Linked DNA regions of Homo sapiens: region 2 is linked to region 1. Evidence: chromatin contacts called from ENCODE Hi-C or POLR2A ChIA-PET data. All regions are on one chromosome and are shown on one strand. The core of a region is the stretch at or near the end of the contact, and the rest is flanking DNA. Distances in the headings are between cores, read along the strand shown.

The links. A loop is a pair of places that touch in the nucleus more often than their neighbours do. ChIA-PET counts read pairs that join two places held with the same protein, here RNA polymerase II (POLR2A). Pooled maps may share reads with other maps.
Region 2: a map of CD8-positive, alpha-beta T cell shows a loop between it and region 1 (4-fold over the local background). The contact joins the promoter of BLOC1S1 here to the promoter of SPRYD4 in region 1. A Hi-C loop is called at or near these places in 1 of 168 maps with a recorded cell type or tissue (CD8-positive, alpha-beta T cell), 1 of 37 single-sample maps with no recorded cell type and 7 of 50 pooled maps. POLR2A ChIA-PET finds 5 or more read pairs at or near these places in 1 of 52 experiments (WTC11).

What each region holds. Positions count from the first base shown.
Region 1 is chr12:56,466,155-56,470,559 of GRCh38, reverse strand. It overlaps SPRYD4 (SPRY domain containing 4), which reads right to left and starts at 1,982. Exons shown (of 2, transcript NM_207344.4): 1 at 1,884-1,982; 2 at 1-1,521. The coding sequence starts at 1,968. The coding sequence ends at 983. RefSeq lists enhancers at 1,135-1,264, 1,685-1,734, 2,055-2,234, 2,245-2,314.
Region 2 is chr12:55,714,796-55,717,383 of GRCh38, reverse strand. BLOC1S1 (biogenesis of lysosomal organelles complex 1 subunit 1) reads right to left here and starts at 1,338. Exons shown (of 4, transcript NM_001487.4): 1 at 1,188-1,338; 2 at 379-451. The coding sequence starts at 1,332. BLOC1S1-RDH5 (BLOC1S1-RDH5 readthrough) reads right to left here and starts at 1,350. Exons shown (of 6, transcript NR_037658.1): 1 at 1,188-1,350; 2 at 379-451. It also overlaps a transcript of ITGA7 not described here. RefSeq lists enhancers at 634-873, 1,154-1,293.

The DNA.
Region 1 (4,405 bases), core at 733-3,232:
TGAGGCCAGGAGTTCGAGACCAGCCTGGCCAATATGGCAAAACCCCATCTCTACTAAAAATATAAAAATGAGACGGGCATGGTGGCACACACCTGTAATCCTAGCTACTCAGGAGGCTGAGGCACGAGAGTCGCTTGAACCCAAAAGGCAGAGTTTGCAGTGAGCCAAGATCATGCCACTGCACTCCAGCCTGGGTGACAGAGTGAGACTCTGTCTCAAAAATAAATAAATAGTTTCTAGCACTCATCCCCTAGATATCCCCCAAGTGTCTCTCTTCCCCTTTGGTCAAGGTTATAACTGGGATAATGATTATGACAGACTGGCTGGGTGTCAGAGGTACAGATTTAAGGTAGATGGACTCAGGGTAAGGATAGCTACAGCTGTGTGGGGCTGAAGGTCTGTGGCACTGAGCTACTGGGGAAGGAGGGCTCTGTTTTCATTTTGACACACTGAGTTAATAAAGCACTTACTGAGGGAGCCAGAGCCCAAACTCTAAATGTGCTGTAGAAAAAGGGCCAAGTCATTGACTGCACCACTCCTTCAGCCAGAGGTAGAAAGGATTTACTCTTCAGCCATCTGGTAGAGCCCCAAGAACAAGTTACATGTGGACAAAGGGAGGGAGAGGTATCATGGTGATTAATAAATTCAAACAAAGCTGAATGATAAGACCCCAGGATGGAATACAGTCTGAGAAAGGCCTGGGCAAAGGGAGGCAGAGGGACTGAAGGAAGCAGGTCAAGGAAGATACACCCATGGTAGCCTAGGAAATTGGCAGTAGTTGGTGGGTGGGGAAAAGGAGGGTTTGGCTGTATGCCTAGCTTTCACAAGGTAGGGGATGAGGAAGATGATCATGATATTGCACAGAGGACCCAACACTGAATTGTGGGAGCTAGAGGTTGCTTGAGGCAAAGTAAAAAGGCTTCGGACACTTTCAAAAGGAGGCTGGCCAAAGGCGTGATTAGGGACTCCAGTAATGGACATACTAGAGGCCCTCGGGCACCTCAAGCCCTGAATGGGTCAGCAGCTCCCCATCCCAGAGAGCAAAGGCAGGCACCACTGGACCCCGGAAATCTGTCTGTAGCGTGTGAACCACAGAGACCTGGCTCACATCCACCAGGCTCAGCTTCTGGGCCTCATACTCCAGCAACAGCCCCACCTTCTCTGGCTGCCCAATACCCTCAACTGGGGCTTTCTCGTTGGCCAACATGGTGTACCACTTGCGCTGGGCATAGGTGAACACCCAGGAACGATCATCAACACCAATGCAGCTATCCCGGGACATGTCCACATCTGCCACTCCTATCCGGAACTGCTGGGAGCGCTTCACTGTCACTTCCCAGTAGTGTCTGCCACTGGTGACCGCTGTGTCTGCCAGCACCACTGCCCACTCCCGGAAGCGCTCCACATTCAAGGCCACCTTGGTGGGCTCCAATCCCACCAAGCCATATTTGACACCCGTATCATCTCTGAAGAGTGCCAGGCTGCTGTGGGCGGTTTTTTCTTCCAGTTTGAAACTGACGCCTGCGGGCAGAGCAAAAAGACGGGATAATAACAGGGGCTAGAACCCTAGGGCTGGTGATATATTCAGATATGAGGCAGGCAGCCATGATACACGAGCAACTAGGGAAGAGTCAGAATGCCAAGCGGGCAAGAGAGTCGCGAGGTCGCTTTACTACGGATAGCTCACGGAGCTGAAAAACTCGGATTGAGTAAGTCCCGGAATTTAAAGAAACCAAATGGTATCACAGGTTTGGAATCTTAAGACCAAGGCAGGTGGGGAAGGAAAAGACCCGAGAGGGTTGGAGTTGCTTCTCGGAGTGGGGTCTGGGAATAATAGACGGCAGCCATTCTGGAGGTAAAAGAGTAAAAAGAGATAATCCTACCTCTCTGGGCCTCTGTGGAGGCAACTCCCAATCGTTTGGCTCCCCAGCGGCACAAGCGCAAAGAACGTGCAAAAAGCAGCGCCATCTTGCGCCTTGGATGAACCGGGCACGCCTCCCGCTTACAGACACAGCCATCTGCCCGCCCGCTCCCCTAGCACGTGGTGCGCGAGGGGCGGCCGCGCAGTGTTATGACGTAGGCGACGCCCGGGGGCGGGCGGCCGCCAAGGTAGTGGTTTCTGTTCTGTTTCTGCCCGCGGTTAATGCTGCTTATTCAGTTTTTCTGCGTAGACGAACGCTGCTCACATTTGAACTACGTAAAACTTTTAGAGATATAGTGTAGCCAGATGCTTAGAAGTATAGATTTTAAAATTAGACAGTACTGTAATTAGCTTTGATCCCGGCTTCACTGTGTGAGTTTGGGCAACTCACTCCACTTTTCTGAGCCTTAGTGTTCTAATTTATAAAATAGAAATTATATACAGACCTTAGTAATAATTAAGTGAGAATAATCTAGGCCGGGCGCGGTGGCTCACGCCTGCAATCTCAGCACTTTGGGAGGCCGAGGCAGGCGGATCACGAGGTCAGGAGATCAAGACCATCCTGGCCAATATGGTGAAACCCCGCCTCTACCAAAAGTACAAAAATTAGCCGGGCGTGGTGGCGCGCGCCTGTAATCCCAGCTACCCGGGAGGCTGAGGCAGGAGAATCGCTTGAACCAGGGAGTGGGAGGTTGCAGTGAGCCGAGATTCTGCCACTGCACTCCAGCCTGGTGACAGAGCAAGACTCCATCTCAAAAAATAATAATAATTAATCTAGATATATATTGGCAAATAGCAACCATTGGGTAATTCACAGTTGTTTATAATTAATAGTAAATACATAAATACTGTTAATGTTGGTTTTGTATGTTCAAGGCTAGGAACGGATGGTTTAACTCAGCATTCAGTTTTCTGAACTTAACCAAGAGTAGCAATATTTTGGTTCAGGGTATGAGGTAGGAGATTATGGACAGCCTATATTGAACATTTCGATCTGCATTCCATTTTATTTTATTTTTTGAGACAGGGTCTCATTCTGTCACCCAGGCTGCATGCAGCACAGTGGCGCAAACACAGCTCACTGCAACCTTCATCTCCGAGGCACAAGCGATCTTCCTGCTTCAGCCTCCCATGTAGCTGGGACCACATGTGCACGCACCATGCCCCGTTAACTTTTTTGTAGAAACGGGGGTTTCGCTTTGTTGACCAAGTTGTTCTCGAATTCTCGGGCTCAAGCCATCCTCCCACCTTTGCCTCCCAAAGTGCTGTGATTACAGGTGTTAGCCACTATGCCAGGCCTACATTTTTTTAATCAGTCCACTTCTCAAGGTTCTGCTGGCCAGTGCAATAGCAACATACATCCCACCTCCATCCTCCTACCCCTCAAAAAAGGATTTTAGATATATATTTTTAAAATGTATATTCTGAGACGGAGTGTCACTCTATCACCCAGGCTGGAGTGCAGTGGTTTGATCTTGGCTAACTGCAGCCTCTGCCTCTGGAGTTCAAGCAATTTTCCTGTCTCAGCCTCCTGAGTAGCTGGAATTACAGATGCCCACCAACCACACCTGGCTAATTTTTTTTTGAGACTGAGTCTCACTCTGTTGCCCAGGCTGGAGTGCAGTGGCGCAACCTTGGCTCACTGTAACCTCCGCCTCCCGGGTTCAAGCAATTCTCTTGTCTCAGCCTCCTGAGTAGCTGGGACTACAGGCGCATGCCACTACGTCCGGCTAATTTTTGTATTTTTAGTAGAGACGGGTTTCACCATATTGGTCAGGCTGGTCTCAAACTCCTGACCTCAGGTGATCCACCCATCTCAGCCTCCCAAAGTGCTGGGATTACAGACGTGAGCCACTGCACCTGGCCTAATTTTTGTATTTTTAGTAGAGACAGGGTTTCACCATGTTGGCCAGGCTGGTCTCGAACTCCTGACCTCAAGTGATCCACCCACCTTAGCTTCCCAAAGTGCTGGGATTACAGGTGTGAGCCACCACACCTGGCTTCTGGCCTAGATATTTAAAAGCCTAAATAACTAACCAAAAATTCTTCCTCCTCTCCCAGAGTGGTAACTGCCTTGAATGATGCACATGGCCCTAGTTCAGGCCACTGTCATCCTTGGCCTTAAGGCTTTCTCATTTCTTTTATTTATTTATTTTATTTTATTATTTTTTTTATTGAGACTGAGTCTCACTCTGTCACCCAGGCTGGAGTGCAGTGGCAGAATCTCGGCTCACTGCAACCTCCACTGCCCAGGTTCAAGCAATTCTCCTGCCTCAGCCTCCTAAGTAGTTGGGACTACAGGCGCCCACCACCACGCCCTGCTAATTTTTGTATTTTTAGTAGAGACAGGGTTTTGCCATGTTGGCCAGGCTTGTCTCAAACTCCTGACCTCAGGTGATCTGCCCGCCTCTGCCTCCCAAAGTTCTGGGATTACAGGCATGAGCCACCGCGCCTGGACAAGGCTTTCTCATTTCAATGTAGAAA
Region 2 (2,588 bases), core at 89-2,588, 750 kb after region 1:
AGAGGGTGGGAGGCAGAGGAGAGGGTGGTAAGCTGTAATGAAGGAGGGTGCTCTCCCTCCTGCTGAAGTGACAGCTGGACTTGGAAGGGTGAAGGGAGGTGGGCAGATGGCATCAAGTTGTAAATGCCAGGGAAGTTAACGTGGGGAAGGGGAAATCTGGCTGCTTCTCTAACCACGGCAGCTGTTCCTCCCTTGCCCAGTGCTAGGACTCAGAGTTGACTCAAGTTGCTCTACAAAGAGCTGGGAGGGGCGGGGTAGGATAGGGGAATTAGTGGAACATCCCACCCCTTCAACAGCTATTTGAGGGCCAGACTGGCCAGTGCCTAAACTTGGGCGGGGTGGGGAAGGAGGAAACTGATGTTGATAAGAGGTCCATACCCCACATTGAGGTGATCCACCAAAGCTTCTGTCAGGCAGGTCGCTGCAGTGATAGCCTCTCGCCTCCTCTTTTCTGGGGAGAGGGGGAAAAGGAATTGGAGGGGAGACTTGGTTTTTTGAGGGGTAGTGTTAAAGGTTCCCTACCCATCCATTACTATTCTGCTAGTTGCCGAAATTTCTTAACTAATCTCTGAATGCCGGAGCTGAAAAGGACCTTGCAAAACATAGCGCAACCTCTTTCATTTTAGAGATGAGGAAACTGGTACCCTGGGAGGGAAATGGACTCACTCAGGGACGCCAGGAAGTCAGCGGCAGCGCCCAGGACTCCTGACTCCCAGGCACTCTTTCTCCACTACTCGGCCGCAGAATCGGTAACTCCGAGATTTCCAGCCCGGACTCAGGAAACAAGTGCCCCACCTCCGTTCCGGTGGTTTCAGGCCTCCAAGAAGCCCATCTCTGGGGGGTTCCCCACACCCTCCTCCCTCCAGAGTCGCTCCTTCCCGCCGCCAGGACGAGAGGCTCCCAGGGCCAATAGGCAGGGCGCTCCGGGGCAGGGGCGGGGCTAAGGTGCGGCAGGTCGGGGATTGGGGGCGTTGCCGAGGGGACCGGAGTATTGCCCAAGGGACCGGAGCCAGTTGGCAAGGGAAAGGAGTTTCAAAAAAAGCCTCTCTGAAATTCCCTCTCCCCCATGCCCGTTGCCCGCTAGCTGGCGTCTTTCCCTGGATATGGTTAGTTACTCGAGATCCAGGCTCCGGGCTGAAGCTAGGCCGCGGCCGAAGAGAAAACGGCCGACAGGATATTTGGCTCACCCTGCAGCTCCTTGCGTTCATTCTGCTTGGCCTGGTGTTCTTTTAGGAGGCGGGACAGCATGGTCACGTCGGGCTGGGGGCTGGGTACGCCGGGCCCCCTCCGGCTCCGGAAGCTGGAACGCTCACCTCGGCTCCCCGGGGCCATGTCACGTGACCGCTGTGTCACGTGAGGTTGGGAACCGCCCTCTTGAGACCTTGGGTGAAGATCTTGGCGGGGAAGAGAGGTAGAGGGTTGCGGAGGGCAGGTGAAGTGTTCTTTATTGGGAGCTTAGTTTTTGGTGAGTGTTGGAAGAAGTATTTTCTAATACTTATATTGCCAAGCCAGTTTTTAACATTTCCTGTGGATCTCAGGCTTCGAGGGCTGGTGGTGTCAGGCCGTCTATCACCGTTTAATTGAGGGAGCAGAAGCTCCCTGGCCTCATTTAAATTATTCTCCTTCCCTCTCCTCACCTCCTGGCAGTGCTAGCTGGTTCTCAGTTGATTCCCAGTTCCTTCCCTCAAGGAGAGGATGCTTTCCTGTCTCTCCCAACCCTCTTTCTTCTCACTACCCCACTGAAGTCTCTCAGCTCTGGGTGATCATTGTAGAGAAGCATTTTAGGCACTTCAGACAGCCTCCTAGGGAGCTTGGCTAACTTGGCGGGCTGTGTGAATGTAGAATTTCATCTCTGTCCTTTTGTGGTCAGGAATGCGAACCCATTTCAGTGTTAGCAGAAGCGTAAGTGCTGTGCCAAAGTAAAAAGTAATTTATATAAGGCCTCTGTGAACTAAAAAGAAATGCTTCCGGGATTAACTCCAGCGAGAACAATTATAAACATCATGAGCATATTCTTGCTACTGGTACAATCTCTCTCGGTGCACCTTGCACTAACATGTTGGGTGACTTTGGGCAAGTTGCTCACCATTCTAGGTTATAGTTTTCTCTTTAGTAAAACTAGGAGAAGGGATTGGATTAAATCGGTGGTTCTCAACCCTGGCTAAGCATTAGAATCTAAACATTAGAATCACAGAAATCACAAGGCTTATAAAAATGCCGTGATTAGCCGGGTGCGGTGGCTCACGCCCGTAATCCCAGCACTTTGGGAGGCCGAGGCGGGCGGATCACGAGGTCAGGAGTTCGAGACCAGGCTGACCAACATGGTGAAACCTTGTATCTACTAAAAATACAAAATTTAGCCAGGCGTAGTGGCACAAGCCTGTAATCCCAGCTACTCAGGAGCCTGAGGCAGGAGAATCGCTTGAACCTGGGAGGCAGAGGTTGCAGTGAGCCGAGATCACGCCACTGAACTCCAGCCTGGGCGACAGAGTGGGACTCTGTCTCAAAAAAAAAAAAAAAAAAGCCTTGATTCCAGACTAATTAAATAGAATCTAAGGAGTGAAGACCAAACATCACTATATATATGT